Linked DNA regions of Homo sapiens: all the other regions are linked to region 2. Evidence: read pairs that join two places in POLR2A ChIA-PET (ENCODE). Cell type or tissue: OCI-LY7. All regions are shown on one strand. Region 1 has its middle 7.6 kb from the start of PTPRC. Region 2 overlaps PTPRC (protein tyrosine phosphatase receptor type C). Region 3 overlaps LOC124904478 (a long non-coding RNA gene). Region 4 has its middle 34 kb from the start of PTPRC. Region 5 has its middle 18 kb from the start of PTPRC. Region 6 has its middle 28 kb from the start of PTPRC.

The links. Peaks named below come from ENCODE experiments on the same cell type or tissue, not always from the same donor. Only the 100,000 strongest peaks of a DNase experiment are listed, where the experiment ranks them.
Region 1: POLR2A ChIA-PET joins it to region 2 with 16 read pairs; 17 of 35 experiments call an interaction of 5 or more read pairs at or near these places.
Region 3: POLR2A ChIA-PET joins it to region 2 with 24 read pairs; 9 of 35 experiments call an interaction of 5 or more read pairs at or near these places.
Region 4: POLR2A ChIA-PET joins it to region 2 with 15 read pairs; 12 of 35 experiments call an interaction of 5 or more read pairs at or near these places.
Region 5: POLR2A ChIA-PET joins it to region 2 with 54 read pairs; 16 of 35 experiments call an interaction of 5 or more read pairs at or near these places.
Region 6: POLR2A ChIA-PET joins it to region 2 with 18 read pairs; 14 of 35 experiments call an interaction of 5 or more read pairs at or near these places.

Annotation. Positions count from the first base shown.
Region 1 is chr1:198,629,445-198,633,444 of GRCh38, reverse strand. No RefSeq gene overlaps it. Among named protein-coding and RNA genes, the nearest start is that of PTPRC, 7.6 kb to the left of the region's middle. In OCI-LY7, no CTCF peak of the experiment used is centred here; a DNase peak (open chromatin) is centred at 2,352; H3K4me3 peaks cover 1,369 bases; H3K27ac peaks cover 2,612 bases.
Region 2 is chr1:198,679,499-198,683,498 of GRCh38, reverse strand. The region is part of intron 2 of PTPRC (protein tyrosine phosphatase receptor type C); the gene reads right to left. It also overlaps the pseudogene PEBP1P3. Among named protein-coding and RNA genes, the nearest start is that of PTPRC-AS1, 14 kb to the right of the region's middle. RefSeq lists an enhancer at 1,259-1,829. In OCI-LY7, no CTCF peak of the experiment used is centred here; DNase peaks (open chromatin) are centred at 1,508 and 2,061; H3K4me3 peaks cover 3,642 bases; H3K27ac peaks cover 4,000 bases.
Region 3 is chr1:198,594,440-198,598,439 of GRCh38, reverse strand. It overlaps LOC124904478 (a long non-coding RNA gene), which reads left to right. Exons shown (of 2, transcript XR_007066781.1): 2 at 457-716. Among named protein-coding and RNA genes, the nearest start is that of PTPRC, 43 kb to the left of the region's middle. In OCI-LY7, a CTCF peak has its summit at 2,342; DNase peaks (open chromatin) are centred at 189, 569, 1,239 and 2,399; H3K4me3 peaks cover 3,231 bases; H3K27ac peaks cover 3,451 bases.
Region 4 is chr1:198,603,324-198,607,323 of GRCh38, reverse strand. No RefSeq gene overlaps it. Among named protein-coding and RNA genes, the nearest start is that of PTPRC, 34 kb to the left of the region's middle. In OCI-LY7, a CTCF peak has its summit at 1,615 (motif pointing right); a DNase peak (open chromatin) is centred at 1,693.
Region 5 is chr1:198,619,395-198,623,394 of GRCh38, reverse strand. No RefSeq gene overlaps it. Among named protein-coding and RNA genes, the nearest start is that of PTPRC, 18 kb to the left of the region's middle. In OCI-LY7, CTCF peaks have their summits at 3,473 and 3,688; DNase peaks (open chromatin) are centred at 64, 634, 1,694, 2,324 and 4 weaker places; H3K4me3 peaks cover 4,000 bases; H3K27ac peaks cover 4,000 bases.
Region 6 is chr1:198,608,840-198,612,839 of GRCh38, reverse strand. No RefSeq gene overlaps it. Among named protein-coding and RNA genes, the nearest start is that of PTPRC, 28 kb to the left of the region's middle. In OCI-LY7, no CTCF peak of the experiment used is centred here; no DNase peak of the experiment used is centred here.

The DNA of each region.
Region 1 (4,000 bases), 50 kb after region 2:
ATGAGAAGATTTACACATGAAGCTGTGGCGTGGTCAACATATTGGGGGTTGGCAAGAGTAAGAATTGGGAGAACGGTGGAGAAGCTTGTGCTGTTGCACAGGCAAAGAATGATGACAGTAGAAGTGTTTACCAGTTAAATAAATTACCAAATTACTTAACTCTAGCAATTACAAAATTGTATACACATCCTTATCAATGAATGAAAATATAGGAGCACAAAGGAGAGACTACTTCTACATCTCTAAGATTTGTTCTAGAAATACATTTTTTGCATTCTGTCATTTTGTCTTTTGAAAATTTAGGCATTGAGGGCTGGGCGTGGTGGCTCACGCCTATAATCCCAGCACTTTAGGAGGCCAAGGCAAGCAGATCACTTGAAGTTGGGAGTACGAGACCAGCCTGGCCAACATGGTGAAACCCCGTCTCTATTAAAAATACAAAAATTAGCAGGGTGTGGTGGTATGTCCCCAAAATCCCAGCTACTCAGGAGGCTGAGGCACAAGAATCACTTGGACCCAGGAGGCGGAGTTATGGTGAGCCAAGACCATGCCACTGCATTCTAGCCTCGGCAACAGAGTTAGACTCCATCTAAAAAAAAAGAAAAGAAAAAAGAAAAGAAAACATAGGCATTGAGGAAAGAAATATGTGGTACCGTGTTTGGGTAAAATGCAAATACAGACAAAGACAAGTCTTACCACTGGCAAATTGACCAAGGTGGGAGGTGGTGCTGCTTTGAAAGTTTTTCTCATTTTGAGCACTAGAATCTTAACTTTCCTGGTCATCTTAGATACACCCAGTGCATATATACCTATGTCTCAATGATCAATGCCAACACTGTAGTTCTTTAATATGGTGTTTTAAGAAAATATTTTTCCTAGTGGCCAAGAAACATGGTTAAATCCTAGTTCTAGCAATGATCTCATCTCTCTAATATGGAGATAATAATACTTTTAAGTGTTGCCATGAGAACTAAGCATATTAAGCAAACATTCAATAAATGGTATAAAGTAAACACACTTGGTTATAATTAAACATACACCAACATAGCATACATCCTATTCCTCTTTCTAACCCCAACAGAAGAAATATAGGGAGGGAGAAGAGTTCCCCTAGGACCCGACCAGGAAACATTTTTGCGTTCTGCCATTTTGTATTTTGAAAATTTAGGCATTGAGAAAAGAAATATGTAGTACTTGATAAAACATATCTCTCTGCCTTTGTGTAAAATGCAAATACAAAGATAAGTAGAAAAGAAATATGTGTTCCCTTCTGCAGATGTCACAGGCAAAGTCCTGATGGGTACTAAAGATAAAGAAGAGGTGAAAGAGTTAAACTAGATATGAAAGTAAAGTATTCAACTGGCCTGAAATGAACTTTGGGTTGTTTTTACTCAAAAGTTACTAGGAAGTTGTGGGACCTGCCATATATATTGTTAAAAGATGGAAAGAGGAAATTAAATATTCTTAGCTTTATTAACTTAAAGATACTTGTTGGTTTCAAGATGCATCCTGACTTCGGCAACCCTAAAATATGTTTTATAAAATGTGCATCTTAGAATCAATGAAATACAGAAGCATAGCTGACCAGTGGCAAGATAATATATGATGTTTAATATTTATACCTGATTGAATCCAGACTGCTTAATAAGCCAGTAATAAATACAAAGAACTATACAGCATAGGTAATGAACTCTGAGACCAGTTTCCAAATCCATCTTACTGAGAAAGTCTTGTAACTTTTCACACATGAAGGGAGTCTTCCACTCTGGAGTGGCCTTCTGTGGATTTCATATTTTTCTTGTTCCATGAGGTCTAAGCTGAGATGTATGTGTTTTACTTCAGGCCTCACATTCAGTGTTACAAGCCATGTATAACATTTGTCGATTCCTTTGATGGCTGCAGGTTGCTGAAACCTCTGTCTCTCTGTCTCTCTCTGTCTCTGCATCTCTTTCTGCACTGGCTTTTGGCAATGACTTTCCTGTCTGGGTTCTGCCATTTGCATATCTTGATGCATAAAGACAGCATGGAGCAAGTATAGCAGAGGGTTTAAAATAGCTTCCAAATTCTATGAGGATACATAATGTTGGAAAATGTAACAGTATAAAATAGATGTCATAAATCCATCCATGGTCTATTATATATGCTTAATTATAACCTAGTGTGTTTAAACCATTTATCGAATGCTTGATTAATTAACTAATTTAGATTTCACGACAATGCTAAGATAGTATTATTGCCTTTTCAACATAATAGAAAATAAAAACAAAACATCATGCACACTTCACTGTATCTCTGCTGTCAGTGATGTTTTTCTCACACCATGTCTACCCAGCTGGTGTTCTGCTCACCTGCATGAATTTGTTTACCTTCATGTGCAGTTTTTCATCACTTGTCATACAACTCACATACTCTTTGTCATCAATTTGATGTGAAGCTGTATTTCATAGTGGTTTCTTCTTTGGTAGCTCTGATTACTTGAAAATATAATGGTCTGTGTTTTTTGTTGTTTTTTTTTTTATCCACAAAAAAAAAATTTCTAGAAGTCCATCTCTGAATCACACAGTGGTTTGAGTACACTGTGGAACAGCAACATAACATCAATAACTAATCAGTGGACAGTGTTACCAATGCTGCAAAGGGTGTACTTTCAAATTAAAATTTCGGCATTCATCTTGTAATTAATTCCAATAGAAAATGATCACACACACACACACACACACACACAAAAAAACAAAAGCTTCTTTGAAAAAGCTAAAGCGAATCTCAAAATTGAAAGAACATAGATGTACTGATGTTCCAAGTTTGTAACAGAGTCACAAGGTAAACAGTGACAGGTTACTTATGGATTGAACCCTACTAATCTAAAGTAAATAAAACTGGCCAGGCACAGTGGCTCACGCCTGTAATCCTAGCACTTTGGGAGGCCTAGGCAGGCAGAATGCCTCAGATCAGGAGTTCAAGACCTGCCTGGGCAACATGGCGAAACCCTGTCTCTACTAAAAATACAAAAAAATAGCCAGGCATGGTGGCGCACACCTGTAATCCCAACTACTGGGGAGGCCGAGGCATGAGAATCGCTTGAACCCAGGATGTAGAGGTTGCAGTGAGCCGAGATTGATCATGCCACTTCACTATAGCCTGGGCAACAGAACAAGAATCTGTCTCAAAAAAAAAAAAAAAAGGTAAATAAGAATGAACTAAATAAAATGAGAGCCAAACACATGTAAGAATGTATAATTTTGATATAATGTATTCCTAGAACTTCAATTTGTTGCAAGTCTCAACGATCACACTCTTGACATCTCAAAGTCATTATATATTGCTTTAGCCAATAAACACATTAAAAAGATTCATTGTCTACTCTGATTTGCCTAAAGTTTTTATCATATAAATTCTGATTATGCTGGCTTTAGTTCGATATGATCTTGAGTCTGTCTCTGGGTTGACAAAATGCAATGTAACAAGGAGGTTTTCTTACCCATTTTATTCTTAAAAGCAGCAGCCAGTATGCTGAGTTAGGTAGGTTCTTGCAGCTATTTCAACTCTCTTTTCATCACTCTGTATCATTCTTGAAACTTACTTCCTCCAATTTATCACTAATACCTCTTCATGTTACTTTCTAAACATATCTTAAGTTTATGAACTTCTTCCTGTCTAGACCATCACTATCTTAGACCAAGTTACCAACATCTCAAATAAACAACTGAAACAGCCTCTTAACAGTTTTGCCCATATTTCCTCTAATATTATTTCTCACTAGCCAATCCATTATCCACCTTCATCCTAAGAAGTCTTTTCTAAATAAAATCATATAGTGTGTACCATACCCCATTCCATCGAATTTAGGATTAAAAGAAAAATGCCTAAGAGGACCTCAAAGGGTCTGCATCAATGCTGAACTCTCAGTGAAGCCCCAACTTTCACCATATTTCTTGGCTCCTCATCCCTGTCACACAGGTGTTGGCTTAGACCCTGATTTTTACCATGGTCCTAGGAAGGT
Region 2 (4,000 bases):
TTCTTATGAAAATGTCTGTTTTCATTTACCTAAATCCAGGGATATATACCTGATTTATGCAATATACTTCAGATAGCAAAAACCATTTAATTATATTAATCCCTTAGTAAGTGTATGTTTTTGTAGCTCTTTGCTTCCTCTAGGATAGGTTACGATCATCATTAAAGAACAAAGAATCATCAAAAGATGTTTGCATAAGTGGTGAAATCTTTTATTAGTGTATTTGGTGCTATCAACAGTGTTTACTATTTAATAAGCGGGTACTATGTGAATGGCACTGTCCTAAATACTGTTACATATTATTTTATCTAATCATTATAGAAATCCTACAAAGTAGATGGTATTCTCTTCTTTTCACAGATGAAAGCTCAAAATCATAAAAACGTGTATGCAAGGCTAAATAAAGAACTTGTAGCAAAATGAGTCTAGATTTAAATGCAGATCTGTCTGACTGTAAAAACCCCCATGCTTGTTCAACTGCATTGCACTGTAAGGAAAAAATATTTAATGCTAAATCCAGTATTTGTGCTAAAGAGCTATTAGGGACTCAAAAATGAGTAAATATTATGTATAACCATCAAAATGGGATTCAGAGTACCACACATTAAAACTTATTGTTAAAAAGTGTAAATTGCTGGACAATGACTACAAAAGGGGTAGATTCTTATTTTTCAGAAAAATGGGAAGAAAAGTGAACAGGCCTATGCCTAACAAAAATGGTAGCATGAACTTGTCTGTCCTTCAGTATTTTTACCCAAATCTTTAAGGAAGGAAAAATAGTAGAACATGCAAAAAAAAGTTATGATTATATTATGTCTGTACTTTGAAACAAAGGAAAACATACAAAAGCCTTTGCTGATCAACCTATACCTTGTAAAAGAAGTGGGGTGAGGGAAAGAATAGGTAAATGAAGCTCCCCATAGAAAATAAACAGTGCTAGGACAGTGAGTGTCTGTGAATTTAATCTAGTTATGTAGAAACGTGTTTACAGCACCAACCACAACCCTTTCTAAATGAGCCAGGAGATGAATTAAAATTGTACTTTTTTTTGTGAACTAACTACAATATAATAAAAAAAAGCAGAAAATAAATGCTAGATTATAGGGAGTCCACCTAATAGAAACTAATCTCCCATCTCACAAACAGAATAAAATGTCTGCTGAGGCTGCACAAAAGCCTCCCACTCCTAAAGCTGAGGACAATAAAAGCAAAGGCTGATAAATGCACTGCTTATTTCTTCTTATTTCCCTTTAATGAAAACTCTGAACAGAAACACTTGGCTTACTTTCAAAATCATTAAAGGAACCCAGGCATAATGGGAAAAGCTACACTTTCAAATAGAAGAGGTTTTCAATGTGTTGTTCTCATAAGACTGCTGTTTGCACAGCTAAAAGCTAACAGCAGTGTCTTTACTGCTCTTGTGGTTTCTTCTCTTCGGTGTACTTCTGTTTTTCTTATTCTGAGTCTTTATAGGAAAGGAAGAGGCGCAGCTCATGCGGTTAAGCACACAGGCGCTACCAAATGGTGCAATAGGTTGCCATAGCACCAGCATAATCAGCCCTATCTCGGGGTTAAAACCACAACTTCTCTAGTTGACGTTGAAGCTGCCTGACTATACATTTAACTGCTACAAAATGCTGAATTTCAGATTGATTTGTGTTTGCTTCAATAAAAATGTATTTCAAAAGTAAGGTTAGTTTTATTATGTGATTTATTTCAGAAGCACTTCATTTTGAAAAGCACTCACAAATGATATTTTAATGACAAAAATAAGTTAAACCTAATATTATATTTAAAAACATAAAAAGTCACCATTGATTTGGCCAGCAACTAAGCTTTATTAATTCATTACATTATGCAACTTGGAGAAAATAGATCACAAAGAAAAAAGTAAGACAAAATGTTTATTTGTAAATAGAACTCACATTCCTTTACCACTAGATAATGAAATGATAAAATATAGTCTAGGCAAGGATATTTCCTATTTGTTCAGCAACACTATCACCACATATGAAATACGACCCTACCAGTAGGAAACATCACATTGCACCCTTTGCAAGCAAATGCACTGAAGTAAGTTGAATGGCTCCTTAAATACACACTTGATAGTCTCAAGAAAGATAATGCCTGAAAAAACAGACATGTGTAGAAACATTTTGCTGCCTTGTCACATTCCCTGATACCCTGCAGCTCTAGTTGGTAACCATTTTCCATGCTGTATATTCCTATCAATTGTCTTATGTTTTGACCAAATAATTATTTCATAAGATAGAAAATATTAAAATAATATATTAACATTCGTAAATAATAAATCCTGAAAAGGATCATGAGATCCTTTTCATTTAACTTCTTTGGGAAAATTCATATTGGGCCAGCTCTTCATCCCTTTGTACATCAGAAAATGGTTTCTCTATCTTTAGTAAAGAAGGAACATTTACCGAATACCTACTATTTGATACATTGTCTTATACAATCCTCATAATATCTCTATGTGATAAGCATTATTATTCTTGTTTTATAAAGGACAAAAGGAAGACACAGCTGGTTTAAATATATTGCTTCGAATATAGAGTAACAGTGTAAAAACTCAATCCCAGGTCTACTAGAATCCAAAGCTCCTGCATTTTCTCCTAACTCCATAATGCTGCCTCCTGGGAATAGAGGATTCAGAGCATCTATTTCACATCATTCTCCTGAATTTCGGTACACAGTCCTTGAATTCCTCCTATCTGTGGTCTGTGGCTTCCTTTTCCTTTCCATTGCCTTTACCCTGGTCCAGGTACTTATCATGTCCTATTTCAATAATGTTTATACTCAGTTTCTAAACTGACAACTTCCTCCATCCCTTCCCCATGCATGCTAGATACCGCCACATTGATCTGCTTGTAAAATGCACTGATGTGTCTCTTTCCTGTTAAAATATTTTAGTAGGAGATTCCAAAGTCTTTACGATTCACTTTACATCAATTCCTCTGAACTTTATATAACTTTACATCATTCCTCTTCAGTTAAAAGGAGATTGTTGTATCTATTTTTTTTTTTTTTTCTGAGAGAGTTTTGCTCTGTGGCCCAGGCTGGAGTGCCGTGGCACTATCTCAGCTCACTGCAACCTCCGCCTGCCGGGTTCACGCGGTTCTCCTGCCTCAGCCTCCTGAGTATATGGGATTACAAACATGCGCCACTACACCCGGCTAATATTTGTATTTTCAGTAGAGACGGGGCTTCACCATGTTGTCCAGGCTGGTCTCGAACTCCGTCCTTAGGTAATCCGCCTGCCTCGGCCTCCCAATGTTGTGGCTATTAAACAAGACAGTTTGTGAAGCCTTTAATAATATTTTTAAAATCCTATAAATGAGCCCCGGCTTCCCTGGCTAGTTTTCAGAGGCTGCCGAGTCGCCGCTGCGCCTGCGCCTTGCCTAGTGGCACTCCCAGCTGCGCGCTGCGTTCTTGCACAGCCATGCCAGGGACCTCAGCAAGCGGTCCAGGCCCTTGAGCCTGCAGGAAGTGGACGGGCAGCCGCAGCACTCGCTGCATGTCGCCTACGCCAGGGCGACGGTGGACGAGCTGGGCAAAGTGCTGACGCCCACCTAGGTTAACAGACCCACCAGCATTTCATGGGATGATCTTGAGTCAAGGAAACTCTACACCTTGGTCCTAACAGACCCGGACGCTCCCGGCAGGAAGAAGCCCCAATACACTGAATGGCGTCATTTCCTGGTGGTCAACATGAAGGGTAATGACGTTAGCAGTGGCCCAGTCATCTCCATTACGTGGGCTCGGGCCTCCGGAGGGCACAGATCTCCACCGCTATGTCTGGCTGGTTTACAAACAGGACAGGCTGCTGAAGTGTGACGAGCCCATCCTCAGCAATGGATCTGGAGGCCACAGTGGCAAATTCAAAATGGCATCCTTCTGTCAAAAGTTCGAGCTTGGCCGGGCAAGGTGGCTCACTCCTGTAATCCCAGCACTTTGGGAGGCTGGGGCGGGTGGATCACGGGGG
Region 3 (4,000 bases), 85 kb after region 2:
AAAATAGAGTGTTAAAGTAGGGGAGAGGTTCTTAACCTATTCCCTTCACTCTTGTGTGAGAGAAGCTATCATTTAAAACCCTGGCTCTTTTCATACTTCAATCCTACTGATGTTTTTCTTTTCTTTGAGACGGAGTCAGGCTCGAGTGCAGTGGTGTGACCTCTTGGGTTCAAACGATTCGCCTGCCTCAGCCTACTGAGTAGCTGGGATTACAGCTGCATATCACCATCCTTGGTTAATTTTTGTGTTTTTTAGTAGAAATTAGGTTTCAACATGTTGGCCAGGGTGGTCTCAAACTTTTGACCTCAAGTGATCTGCCTACCTCAGCCTCACAAAGTGCCGGGATTACTGGCGTGAGCCACCATGCCTGGCCCCTACTGACTTTAAAAATATGAAGTTGTATGGTTGAAAAGTAACAGATTTTTCTTCCATTTTCTTCCTTTTCTCACTTTTCAGTCAGATAATTGGAATGTTCCCTTTGTAAGGTTGGGAAGAAGGACGATCAAGTGGGTAGCTAGCTCCTTGCACCTCTGTGGAAGAGCTAAACTTCCTCTGTGAAGAGCTTCACCACAGGGCCCTTGGCACTGGGGACAGAGTGGCACATTTATACCAAGCACCCACTTCCACTTTCTCTCTAACACTTGAAAACTTTCACAGTACTTTTTCACTAAGGCTACTGTCAAGTCTGAAAAATAAAGACATTGTTTCACTTAGAAGTTGTATTACCTGTGGATTATTTAAACTCCCCTAAATGACATCTAGATGATATAGTAAGAAATTTGTTGTGTAGTGTACAGTCAACTCAGATACAAAGAATGTAATGGCTTTAGTGAGCCAACTGTACTTGTAAAATTAAAACTTAACCAACATGTTGAATCAGGCACATAAAGTATTGGCTAAATTCATTTGCTTCCTTATAGACATTACTTTAGAAATTCCTCTTTAGTGTTTAAATAAATAATAATCTAAAGTAAAAAGCACAAACAGGAAAATAGGCTTTACAGTTAATTATTTTCTTTTGAAGTTTTATTCTTATTGTTTTTACTCTCAAGAAGTGGCGAAGTATCTTTAACTGGGTAAAAGTAGATTGTCTTTACCAAACTGTATATTTGGGTTTTTGTGAATTCCCAGTATCTTTTGGGGTACATACATAGTGTGCCAACATTTGAAAGTAAACAGAGAAATGAATTCTGCATATAAGTCTGGCTTTTTACGTTAGGTTATGATCAAGACAAGTTGATTTGTTCCTGGACACAAGGTGAGCCCATATGCTACTAGGTTACCCCTCACCTTGCTAGACAGATGCAGATTTATGAGGGCAAACCTTATAGGAACATCCTCTATCATTCCTCAGATGATAAGGCACTGGCTCCCATATTAAGTTTTAACAATCTAGTGAGTGAAAAATGAAAAACAGCGAGTATCTCTGGATTTAATCACAGACACATAAGAAAAGTAAAATTATCATTCAACCTCAGGGATAGTGGATGAAGGCAGAATCTTAGTCTTATAAATTTAATTTAATACATGAAATGCCTCCAAGATTTGAGGCTTTGTGGGATAATAAGAAACAATCACGGAAGACCTGCACTTTGAATAATCCAACGTCAATTTTTGCTTTTTATCTTACTCAATCTCTCAGCAACATTAGACATGGTTGACCCCTTCCTATTTCTTGAAGTATTTTCTGTGCTTGGCTCCCAGGATGCCATACTTTCCTGATTTTTTTCCCATATCATTGGCTTCTACTCCTTTGTCTTTTGTTGATTCAGTCTCAATTCTCCAGCCTCTGAAGTTTAAAATGCACCAGAACCAGTCCATGGACTTATTTAGCCTCACTCTTCCTACTGATCTCCACACAACGCCATGTGTATGCTGAGGACTCTAAAATATTCCGTCTCTTCCTTGGTGTCCAGACTTGAATAACTGCCTACCTGACATTTCAACTTGCATCTCAAACTTAACATAACTCAATTTTCCTCAATAAAACTTTCCTCTCCATTGTTATCCATGTTAGTATATGAGACCATGATTTGGGCAAAAAACTTGGAAATAAATCTTTATTCCTTTTTTTCCCTCATATCCACCCAATCCATCAAATTTTATCAGCACTTCCCTTAAGATATTCTATAATTGTATCATTTGTTACTACCCTTGTCCAAATCTACGTTTACTCTTGACCCCTTGCAATCAATTTTCTACACAGCATCCAACATGTTATTCTTTAAAATGTTAAATATTTTTCTTTGACACATACACTATTGCTGAAAATCTTACAATAGCTTCTCATCACACTTAGAATAAAACCACAGTGCTTTCTTCCTAAAAGGTTCGTATTATTTGAGCACTTGGTTCTCTCTCCAGTCTCATCCTCTCAGTCCTGTGAACTGTCTCAAGCTACAGTGACCCCCACAGTGTTTTTTGGCAAGTCAGTCATGCTCCTATTGCTCTTCTTAAATTTGCTTATCTTTCTGCCTCAAATGTTCTTCCTCAAGATAGCCTCATGGCTCACTCCCTCAATTCCTTCAGTGTATCTTCACATTAATCATTCAAAGAGGGTCTCAAGTAATGTAACCAAATCTATTCCACACTCTCCTTTATCCCCTACCCTGCTCAATTTTTCTTCATGGTCACCAAAAACAAGTAAAAAAATGAGACAATGATCTTCGATACATTGGACATCAAACAATAAAAAACAATAATTTCTGAAAGACTGGAGTCAATCAAGGTGATCTCTAATTTTCCTCAGCTTATTGATTTAAAAAAATAATCCAGACCTCAGAACAGGGAAGAGGAATGCAAGTACAGCCTAGAGAACTTCCTGAGTTGAGGAGATGAAACCAAGAGTCTGGGGAGGCCAACACAGCTGGAGTTTTCAGGATATAGTATATGAAAATAGAAAGCTGCACCAAAAAAACCCAAAAAAAAACAAAACAAAAAAAACAACTCCAGAGACCTGCAGAAGAAGGTCCTTTTTTCAGCAGAATACTGATCAACACATGCATGTGAGGAATCCATCCAAAGCCAGGGGAAAAAAAAACACTCAAAAAATTAGAGAAAGCAGTGTCTAGCATTAACACTGAGCTCTCACCAGCCAGAATGCACAACCATTTAATTCACAGGGCATTAGTAGAGTACTCAGAAGGGTCTTGCCTCAATAGTGGAAAACAATTAGCCCTAGACTAAACACTATTCTGGTCCCACATAATGAATCATAAAAGCAAAACACAAAAATATGAAATTGTTTTTAAGTAGCTGCATTCTACAACAAAGCTCAAAAAGCTGTAGGAATACAAATAACATGCAGTATTCAACAATGCAAATTCAAAGTGTCTGGCATCAAATAAAAGCTTACCAGGTACGCAAAGAAGTAGGAAAATATGACTCATAATGAGAAAAATGTCAATCAATTGAAACTGACCCAGAACATAAGCAGATAATAGAATAAAAGCATAAAAAAAGAATACTGCATTCCATATATTCAAACAAATAAGTAACAACATAAGAATGGTATAAGAAAGACCCAAATCAAATATTCAGAGATAAAAAGTACAATGTATGTGATTTAAAAAATACACCATATAAGATTATCTGATTATTAAGCTTTAGTGATTTTGAACACATAACAATTAAAACTATCCAAAACAAAACATCTAAAATAATTTTCAAAAATGTCATAAATGAACTATGGAACAACTTTAAGTAGCCTAATATGCATTTAATTGGAGTCTCTAGAAAGGGGTGGATAGAAAATACATATGAAGAAATAATGAATGAAAAATTTCCAAACCTGATTAAAACTATAAAACCACACATATACAAGTAGTTCCATGAAACCCAAGGACAAAAAAATGAAGAAAACTACAGCAAGGCACATCAAAAACAAATTGATCAAAACAAAACCAGTGCTAAAAATTAAATATCAAAACCAGTTTAAGAAAAAAAGAACTTTACATAAAGAAGAACAAAGATGAGGATGACAGCAGATTTCTTACTAGAA
Region 4 (4,000 bases), 76 kb after region 2:
CTGTTTTGGACGAAGTATTCTTAACAGGTTATGTCTGAGTACAACTATGTTGGAAATTGTTCTCAACTAATTTCATATTCAAAATCTATAAAATAATTATCTTCAAAAGGCCCAGAAAGTTTGAGGCATAATCTTTTGACTCTCAGGATTATTGAGTTTCCTTAAGTAGATAGAATGTTTACTTGACATAGTAATAGTTCAATAAATGATAAGCATTGATTATGACATATGGTACTCCTGACATTATATTATGCCAGGATTTCTTAGTCCCTGCCACTACTGACATTTTGATCAGATAATTCTTTGTTGTAGGGATCTGTCCTGGATATTATTAGATACTCAGAAGCACTCCCGACCTCTACTCACTAGATGTCATTAACATCTAGTTTTCAACCAAACCAAAATTTTCAACAACCAAAAATGTGTCCAGATATTGCCAATGTCCTCTGGGGTATAAAACTGCCACAAGTTGAAACCCCTGTATATTTTTTAAAATAAGTTAGGGAAACAACAGAAATGAGCTATATCTTTTACCTTTGATTGGTTTAAAACCACTTTCAATTAACACGGAGTAATCATGGCAGTTTTTCTCTCCTTCTTCCATAGCTATGAAACAGTTACAAGAGAAATGAAGAAAGGTGAGGTGTTATCAGGAGAGAAGGAGATGGAGTAATGCCAAATTGTACCATCTAAACTGTGTGGAGAACACATGCATAGGAATTGTTACTAGGTTGTTCTGTGGTCCATCAAAATCTCCATCTCTGACACATATAAATGCAGAAATTGGTAGCTTTTCAAGTAAAAAAGAATAGGCTTTGTATACTCCAAAGTGATTTTCAATGAAACAGAACATTTACATTTGTCCTTGCTATTTTCCCGGAGTGTGCCATGACAGAATCCTCACCCGGGGTGAACCTCCCACCGATGCCTCATCACACTGGCCCGCCTGTTGTCATTTTTGATGTGGCCTTGTAGAGTCCTGCTCAGAGCTGACTTAGCTCTGGGCTGCTCCTTACAGAAAATGTTAACAAGCACAGGCATTGAGGAAACAGCTCTCCTGCAGGGATTTTGACCTGAGGCCACAGATTCAGGAGTGAGTTTATAGCTTCATAGCATGTTTTTAATTTAGTCACCTCAAAGATTTGTATTTCTCAGACTTGCAAACTGCTCACCCCTCCTCCCATCCCTTGAGGGTCCCCCACCCCCATTCCCAACCCCAGAGGAAGTTTCTCTTGCAAAGAACAGAGAGTCCAGTTAGGTAACTAATGAGCTACATACACTGCTTGATAGACAGCTTTTTCCCTCTTCAAAAGGCAGCTCATAGGGGTGCTTTGTGTTTGTGCACTACCAAAGTCACCACAAATCACCCCTTATGCGGCCACCTCCACCAAATTATTTTCTATTTATGAGACTTGATCACTAAGAGTAGCTTTTAATCTGAATTTTGACAATTGAAATTTTTAGCTACCTCTGAAAACAAAAATAATCATTCATAGAATTAACTTTTTATACAGAAATTTCACATTCTGACGACTTAAAGTGGCAGGTTTTATACAATCTAAGTTTTCTCATTATTGACAGTTTTGTGTCCGGTAATTCTTTGTTGTGAGGTCTGTCCTAGGCATTGCAGGATGTTCAGCAATACCTCTGTCATTTACCCACTAGATGCCAGTAGCAGCCCCCGCCCCTCCCCCACAGTTTTGACAACCAAAAATGTCTCCAGACATTGGCAGATATCCCCTGGGGGTAAAACCACCCCTGATTGAGAACCACTGATCTAATGTGGCACAGAGTAAGTATCTGTCATTTGATTATGTGCTGGAACTTTAGGACTGTTAGACATTTACTACTAGAAACACGTACAGTTACAGATAGCCCTTTTTTCCCCAATAAGGAAAATCCTTAAGAATTTAATTTTCAAAAAACTTTTTTACCAAATATCTTGATAGATATGAAATGGAGAGAAACCCATTTATTAGGAAGCCATAGTTTTTCATTTTTTTGTGAGGGGTTTAAGTAATAAGTGTACATTTTCATAGTCAAGAGAAATATGACAATTCTCTCTGGCAGTTATATACCGGTTTCATGTGGACTTCCCAATTTCCTTGGATCAGGTCCAGAACCTCTGTATTGTAGAGTCTTCAGGGGAAAGCTGGGCCATGAGATAAGTTGAACCTGTTGTTATTCATGCATTTGTGATTGAATAATAGGGAACAAAGTGACTTAACATTTTTCACTAAGAAGATATTATCAAAGCAGCAAGTGCCAAGTTTTACCAAATAGAATTATTAAAAATTAATTTAATTAATGTAGTTTTGATATCACTAGTACATGAGGTACAGTTGTTATTAATATTTTTAATTTTAATTTTATAAAATGGATCAATATCTATGCAACTGTGTAGTTTCTGACTTATCTCAAGTAAGGAATTAAAATAGAGCATATCTATTGCACTTTACAAGCATTATCCTTGACACATAAACTTTAAATAAAGGCTATTTGCTATAATCCATAAGAAAAACTCTGGTGATGAGCAAAGAAGTATGTAACAAGTGGAATAATTACAAAAATGGAAAAATAAAGAAGCACAAAAAATAGTGGCACTGTAAAATGCAGTGACATTTTATACTTAATAGCTTTGCAGTTTAGAGGACACTTTTGCTATTACACCATAATGTATACAAATTAAATAATGAGACCTCAGTGAACAAAAGGCAAATAAATAATTTTTACTTATTCTTACTGTTACTAGAAGCAGGAATGGGATATGGAGTATAAATTTTGTCATGCAATAGGTGGAATACAGTATGATGAAGGGCTTCTCAGTAATTTTGGAGAGATCTTCCAGGTAGCTCAGAAATACATGCTGATCTCTATAAAATCTTTCCTGCTGTGTGATTTCAAAAGGAAGGCAAGCTTGCTTGCAGGCATTATGTAACTGGCAACTGCAATTGGAGAGATGTTATTGCCTGGATCTATGAGGTGCCAAACATGGATAGAAACAGCAGAACTCTAATTGTACAGTTCAAGGTTAATTAAGACATTGTACTTTAAACAACTGACCTTGCAGTGAGTGTGGAGAAGGGATTATCTCCAATTAGTGCATCAATTTTGAGGTAAATTACCATCCACGTGGATTATTTTGGCTTAGCATGGGTTATAGATCAGAGTAAGACACAAAAGATGAAAAAGGAAATGTCAAAAGAAGAGCATCATACAGGGTCAGGAACAACAACAACAAAAATCCATTAGTTGCTTCTGACTAAAAGTCTCGTTAATCATCTAGTGAGAATAAATGGAAACTAATACAAAAACATCGTTAATATTTTATGTTACTTCTAGATCATATTTATGTCTTCATACTTAGGTGTATCTGTAGAGTAAACCAGATATATTATTTCATATAGCAGTTTCTTTTTTCATCACTAGATATTTTATTAGCTTTATGTAGTCAAATGTTAAAAGAATAGCCTTCAAGTATCGTTTCAAATTGGTGAAATGGTGGATCCAACTAATATTTTTAGACAAAATTTCAATGCTTAATGTAGGAGGGTCCTATAAAATTACAGAATTGATAATAGTCTGTTAGGTATTTACATATTTATATACATTATCTCAGTATTTACATGGCTTTAATCAATATTATTTTACCTCCTTGGCTAGATGATCACATTATCCAATTGTATATGAAAGCGGCCTTTGGTAAAAGTGAGGAGCTTGTTTAAAGAGTTTCTACTATAAATCTTATAGAAACTATAATAATAATTACAATTCTATCATTTATTTTTTCATGTAACACACACACCTGCACACCTATGCATGCACACACTTACACACACGCATACATATAAATAACAGGCACTGTCCTATTTTCCTTTTGCTATATGTATGATGTTAGCAAAACAGTTACAGTCCCTTTACTCAAGTAATTCTCAGTGGGGTGTGGTCCACCCTAAGGAGTTTAGGAGTTGCACAATGGGAAGATTATCAAAAGTTTTAA
Region 5 (4,000 bases), 60 kb after region 2:
CAATTTTAAGTGGCATTTTGCAGAAAGAGATTCTCACTTCTGTTTTTTGTTGTTGGGTGTGTGTGTGTGTGTGTGTGTGTGTGTGTGTGTGTGTGTACATGTGTGTTTGCTGGACTGAAAATTGGAAAGGCTGGGGTTTGAGTCTTCCCTTGCTACCATAGAAAGTCTAAGTCTAAAGCCAAAGCAGCTTAAATTCAACCATGGGAATGGGAACTAAGGGATGTAGAGAAATATGATATTGTTTGCATACTCAATCTAGTATGTCTAATCTAGTTATATCCCTAAACGTTTTCTCTTAGCCAATAAATTACATCTTTGCCTAAGTTAGATTAAGTCAAATTTTGTGACAGAAAGTGCAAAGTCCCCACATGGGAAAAGAGTTTCTTCCACTGAAATATTCATTTACTTATTCTTTAACAAATATTTTTAGACTTATATCTAGTATATTCAAGGCACTGGCAATAGGACCCAAGAACACAAAAATAAGTAAGAACAAAGTGCACATTCTACAAGCAGAAGCTCAGTACCAAGTAGTGAAACAGACTTATAAAAAATAATGAAAATGGAGTGTGATTAAATTGTCATGGCATTGAGACCTAAAGGAGGAAGTGATCAACTATGCTTGAGTGGGCAGTAGAAGGTGCACAGGGGACACCTGTGAGCTGAGTGGGGGAAGACAACAATTAACTTCCAAATAGGGGGTTAGCAGGTAGGAATGCAGGGAGGTTTCCAAAAGAAACATCTCATTTGAACAACTGTAAGTACTTTCTTTAGCAGGCACATAATATGCAGAAGAAGAATTTGGAGAGACGAGCTATACTCAGGCACTGAAAGATCTTGAATGGGATCCTCAAAGATTTGGATTTCAATCTGTGAGCAATCAAGGATCATAAGGCATTGTAAGCAGGAGAGGCATAGGGGAAAATTTATTTTTAATAAAAATCATTCAGTCAGTAGCACAGGATGGGCTTGACTGAGAGGACAATAATCATGACACCACGATGAGGATAAGAACCAAGGAAAAAGACATGAAGCTGTAGTAGGAGCCAGAGGTGAAAGCTATTAAAAATGCCTCATCAATATGTTTGGGACTGTCAGCAGGAGGGGAGCAGTGAAAAACTCCCAGATTATCCCCAAGCATTTAGAGTAGTCAAACTGGTAAGATACAGCTGATGTGGATAAATGTAGTTATTTCTCCATTCTTGCTTAAGTCTGATTTCTCCTGTTTTGCATCTTAAAATGCTTCCTTTTTCTTCCTCTCTGCTACCAATTCATCTCTATTCTCCCTCAACAAAGAATGTACAGCTTGGTAACAATCTAATTTGTTTTTTTCTTTCATCTTCTTTATGTCATGACTCTTTCAGCAAACTTTTAATTGATATACTTTTTCTCTCTCTCCCCCTCCCTCCCTCTTCTCTCTCTCTTTCTTTTCTTTATTTTGTCCATGCACTCACAATGTGTCTCCTGACTTAAAATTCCAGGAGGGGTGGGATGTGGAGTAGAGATGTGGTGGAGATTGCTCAGACTTAAAGCCTGAGCATTTTTCAGGCTGGGTCCTCTACAACATTTTGTCCATGTGGTATCTCACCAGCACATAGTGTAGAAAGTGTCACCTTGGCCTACAAGATGTAAAACAGCTAATGGAGGGCTCAAATGTAGCTCTCCACAAACTTCTCTCTTACTTTTGATGTGGGCGGAAATGAGCTCTGCCTAAAATGCTCCATTGGTTTCGCCCCTCCTAGCTGGGTGGTGCAACTGCAAAGAATGTGCTGTGAACCTTGTGAGCGAACATTTGAGCGCCACAGATCCATGACCTGTGGCAATAACTTAGGAAACTATAAAACCAGAAGCATAGTGACGCTAACAATAGGAACTTGGCCTTTCCTTCGTCTTACTATGGAATGCCTTCCTGGCCCACAACTCAAAGGTGCCCTTAGAGTAGCATCTTCAGGAGTGCTGATGCACTTCCTTTGTGATGAACTAAACAGCCTCTACTGTGCTGCAGAGCAAGAGTGAGACAGGAACATGTGCTCACAGGAAGTCAGTGGTTCCCTTTTTAACAATACCTGCTCCCAGTTCAGCCTTTTATAACTGCCTTTCAGAGCTTTTATGTGTTGGACAGAGAAGCTGGGCTCTACTCTACTGTCCCTCCCCTCCTGTGGGACTCCTTTCCAGTGGCTGGGTAGAGGGGAGTTTGCTGGGGCAGGAAGCAGCAGAGGGAGTTCCACAGCAAAGGATGAGACTCAGCGCAAGCTCACAGCTGTGTGAGCCAAGTTCAGTGCCTAGCTTAGATTCCACCTGTGGTTGTGGTAGGGGAGGCCAGCGGAAGTGTAATTCCTTCCGCATGACAGCCGATCAAGGTTCATATGTATGTGACATGCATATTAGGGCCAGCAGTTCCTCCTAAACAGGAGAGGTCCTCCCCTCCATGACACACACACATCCTGCCCTTAGCTAATATTTACATGCTAACTCTGGACAATTCTTCATTTAAATAAAAAATGAATAATTTGAGGACACCTGAAATGGGTTGAAAATGTCTGTTATGCTTAGAGATAAATGAGTGATGACACCATGCGGTTGATTATCTCCACAATGGTAAAGAAATAATTTAAGAGAGAAAAACAAGGTGAATAGGACCAGATCAATGACAAAACTGACCTTATCTTCTTAAGTATATTATGAAGGAAAGTACATATTTTCATCTTGGCCACCTGAAGTGAGCTCTGAAGGAACTCCATTCTTTAGATCTATACTTGTGATCCCACTGATCCCAATGAACAAAATTCCTTGAGGCCTGCTCTTTCATTTGTTTCTCTGGAGCACAAGAACCAGGTCCATGTTTACTGTGTTGGAAGACAGTGATCCTCGGCCTGATAGTCTGTGCTGATATATTTAAAAGAATGTAAGTAAATCTACACTTTTCAAATAGAAGAGGAAGTATTCACGCAAATGTGTAGTGCCTCCCTGTAGACGGATATGATCAGCTATTTTAGCTGCAAGTTTACAATTGTTGACATACTATAAAGACCATACTCTCAAGAAAGCATCAGAAAAATTCACTAGTAGTGATATAGTGAATGGTAGAACTAAAAATCAAAGATCTAGGATCTAGTCTTTTTACTGCTATTAATTAGCTGAGTGGTGTTCTACAAATTGCTTGACTTTCTAATCAAGTTAGCAAGTCTCAGTTTTGTAATTGCCAAAACAAATGATTTAAACTTCAGAATCTCTAAGGTTCATATATGCCAATATTTAAATATGGAAAACATTATCTTAGTGTAAGGGCCCATTTCCCCTGAATGAAGGCATATAATGCACAAAGACAATAACAGCACAGCCAGGTTCTGGAGCTGTTTACCAGCCAAGGTGAATCCATCAACTTCCTTTGACACTGTAAGGTGTCTTCTTCTATATCAGTACCCGAAAAAACTCAAGGATCCCTCCTCCGTGGTCATTTGCATCAGTTACATAAGTAGCCTGGTTGAAATCAGCACATTAAGGTATGACTTCCGTCTCCATTTGAAATTGTTTCTCCTCCTAGCAGCTTATGAGGTTTTCCATCCCTCTCTGTTTCTGGTACTCCTGTATCTTTCCTTCTCTCTGCAGCCAGTTTTTGCCTCTCTGCATAATATCTCAGATCTAGCTTCTGTAACTGGTAAGAGGATTACAATTAAACATGCAACCGAAATCTAGAAGTGTTTTGGTACAAGGTATCAGAGCACTGCTGCAGGTAGCTTCTGCAACAACAGGATATGGTGTAGATAATTCTGTCAAAAGATGTATGGTCCTTAATGTAGACATTAATGTCCTCAACAGTGCACCTCAGCTACCTTGCTGTGCATATCAGATTTCAGCAGCAGGGGCAAGTGGGAGTAGTATTGGCACCTTCAGCAAGTTTTGGAATGAGAGATGCCATCAGAGCTGTAAAAAAGAAAGACCAAGGATGGTGAGGGGTGGCATGAGGATGAGTCAAAGGTAGCATACGTGAAACTATCTC
Region 6 (4,000 bases), 71 kb after region 2:
TTTAAGAAAAAGACAATAAATTTAGTAATCAAGTAAGCATTATACTTAAAGTGCGATCCCAATTACGAGCATTTTTAAGATAAAATGGGTTTTATGCCTTTCTCAAGTAGACAGGGAAATCTGTGAGACGAGACATCAACAACATTTGACATTTGGGAAAAGTCATAGCAGGGCTAGGAGGAACCACGCATAGACTTTTGTTAGCCAGATATTGACTGAGTTTCCTGAGTCCTCTTTCTCATAGTTACAGTGCTGTTTTGGTTTGGGCACAGGATAAAAATCAATCAAGAAAGATCATGAATAGAAAAAAAAGGACAGATTAATTTAGGTTTTATCATCAAAAACTATCTGACAAAAGTTGGTGTAAAAAAATCTAAAAGAAACAGCATCATATCTAGATAGGGCAAACTTTAAAAGCCAGATAACGACACTCAGTTTTCTGAGACCTCTTTCTCATAGCCATGGTGCTGTGCTGTTTTGGTTTGGGCACAGGATAAAATCAATCAAGAAAGATCATGAATAGAAAAAAAAAAAAAAGAACAGATTCACTTAGGTTTTATCATCAAAAACTATCTGGAAAATGAGATCACATGGACACAGGAACGGGAATATCACACTCTGGGGACTGTTGTGGGGTGGAGGGAGGGGGGAGGGATGGCATCGGGAGATATACCTAATGCTAGATGACGGATTAGTGGGTGCAGTGCACCAGCATGGCACATGTATACATATGTAACTAACCTGCACAATGTGCACATGTACCCTAAAACTTAAAGTATAATTAAAAAAAAAAAAAAAGAAAAAGAAAATCTAAAAGAAACAACATCATATCTAGATAAGGCAAGATTTAATAGGACAAGTAAGTCATTGCACAAAGATGATTAATGAAACATTTGAGACAAAATCCTCTCATTGACCTAGGTCTTTCCTCTATGACACTATGACGGCAATACAAATTATCATTAAGAGACTTAATTCTCCCTGTTGAAAATATAGGAAAAGATTTTCCTTCTTAGTGCATTCGCCTCAGAAAAATTGTAACTGTAAGCACTTTCTTTTCTCTTTAAGATGTGTGCGGGGGCCTTTTATCAGCTTCATGACCAAGGGCTGTCCTTCTCAAGAACCTAGGAGCCATTTTTTGATATGTACACATAGCATCCCTATCTCTCAGTTTCTGTGGGAGGGTAGAATTCTAACTTCCTCCATGGGCATGTTGCTCCAAGTTGTAAAACTACCTCTTGTCACAGAGACATGATAAGTTTGTTTCTCCCCTGGATAAAGTCAATCAGCTAACGGAAATGTTGACCTTAATCACCATGGGAAAGTTATGACAAATTATGTGTGAGTGTTAAGTCTTCTTACTTGAAGACTAGTTATTGTTTTTATTGAAAACGTGCATGCAATGGGTTACATCTCCTTGGCTATACATATGGGGGCGAGAGTCCTTTCCGCCTTGGTACTCTCTTAGCAGATTGCTTGTGAAGTGCAACATAGTCTGGCTTAATGCTTGTCTTCTAATGCTTAGCTCTAGTACCTTTGTGGAGAGAATTTCTGGGTTAGGAGATGATTTTGGTTTTAATTGTATTTTCATAACACATATCAAGGTTGAATCCGAACTGAACCATCTGAGACTCAAGAACACATTGCAAAATAAAGAAGCTCCTGCCTGGCCAGACTCCTTTATGTCTATTCCCAACAAACTAAATAGATCACTCGGCCAGAGGTAAATTGTTCTGGTGAAGGACAAGCAGAAGGGAGAGTCAACCCTACAATCTAGACACTTTAAATCAGAATCCCTTTCTTTGGTTCTCTCTCAGTAAATGTGTGCAGCTATGTAAGGGTCCTGTCCAAGAACATGATCTCATGTTGAAGAAATAAAGGCAGATACTGGATTCCACTGTTCAAGAGCTCAGAAATGAAACAGAGGTAAAGTTACCTGGAAGCTATTGAAGTATTTCAAGGTCTCTGGCTTATATGAGCCCTTTTCAAAGTCCTAGAAGATATTTAGGTGGTTTTGTTTTTATAAAATTTGCAAAAGTAAGATCTTTCTGTATTCCTTTCGATGAAGAAGACCAGCTAAATCATAAAAGCTTTAGGCTCCTGCTATGAAACGAAAAAAAGAAATAGCAAGGGAGCAAGAAAGTGTGGAAGAGTGTCACTGAATTTATGCATGTTCTAAAGACAGGATTTTCATATGAAAGTAGACACTTTCCAAAAATAGCTACTACAATTCTTAGAATTTTCTTCAAATTCCTGCCAAGTAATAGAAAACTTCAGTTACCCAAATGACCTAAATTCTTGACATTTAACTAAAAAAACCTGTCAGAAAATAGTTCACCAGTACATCTGCTTTTCTTCCACATAATTTATTTCACACAATTAAATACTGACAGCTAAAAAGAAAATAGCATAATCATTACAATGTTAGGTACCATCTTTTGAAAACAGAATGTTTTTGAAATTGGCAAATTTTAAGAATTTAGGAGCTTAAATTATAAAATATGAAAGTACAATATGAATATTATTTTGCTCTGACATACTGAAATATTTCAGCAAACATGCATAAATCGTTATTTATATGTAACTTGTTCATTTTATTATTATAAATATGTTAGGGCATGTGGCAGAAGGAAATGACAACCCTTTGTCCAAACCTCCTTATTTCTAAAAGTTTCTAAATTAAAATAATAACATTCATTAAGTGTAACCCCAAGTGGGTTCAGGTATGGGGATATACAGAAAAAGCAGTCAGTAAAGGTTAATTTAAATGTTTTGTAATGTATGCAAACCTCTAATATGAAAGGGGATATAAAGGACATCCTCAAGCCTGCTGGAATTCTGAAGGATCCTGGGAATGATCTCTCTTACTTTGTGAAGGCGTAGAGTTTTACTGAAGCTTTTACCTTCAGTAAAGGATGGAAGCATGAGACTGGCAAGGGATAGACAGATTTGGGAGTGTGCAGATGTGCATTGGAGGCAGATGACCTGGGCTGGCTTTTTATGGGCCCCACTCCACTCCTGTTCTGGAGGAGCTAGCTTTTAAAAGATTTACTCTATGAGGCCTATGGGGTTGTTGAAGTTGGCTAGAACTTTAGCTTTTATCTTTCCTTCATCCGAATTTCCTGTGAGAGTCCCCTTGACTTTCACAAAATGAATGTGCTATAGAAGCTAAAAGAACAGTATAACAAGAATGGAGATTTCACCTACCACATTATTTTTTCGAATCCAGCGGATGAGGTGCTTTGGCCTATTCATTGTCTGCCACTTGGAATTCCACATGGACAAAGATGGTAGTTGAATCCTCTGGAGCAAGAGCAGTGTCTGGATGTGATGTGTGTAAGAGGTAGAGTGAGGCCAATTCAAGCTAGCTGACAATTCCTCTTGGGCACACAGGTGGTAAGGGAGAGCTACAGGCACCATGGGATCAAAAGACAAGCTACAGGCACCATGGGATCAAAAGACAAGACCTCAACAAACCATGCATTACACACAGATTCTTATTTTTTATGTTCTTCTGTAAATAAAATAATCTTAATGATTTAACAAATATCAGCATTTGTTGCAATAGAAGTCCTTTCCAACCAGACTCAAAGCCCCTGAAGTTGCCTCAGTTTTGTTTATTTGTTTGATGGTTTTGGCTTTTGTTTTTGGTTTTATTTGGACATTGGTTTTTGGTTCTGTCTTTATGATACAATAACATATAGTGATTCTCAAGAAGCAGTGCTGTGTTTGGTAATACCTGCTAATTCATTATTAATAAATTACTAATAATATAAAATAGTAATCATTGGATTCTTGTTCAAAAACAGAAAAGATAAAAATTCTCTTATTATTCACAATTAATTAAGTTATCTTAGCAGCTCAAATGTAAATACTACAGACTAATGAATTAGTTGCTTACATTTTATTAGTAAATAAATCAATGCAATTTTTCTTTTTAGAAATGAACACAAATAATGTTTACTTGGCGCATATATTTCCTTGATCTTTGAGGTATATG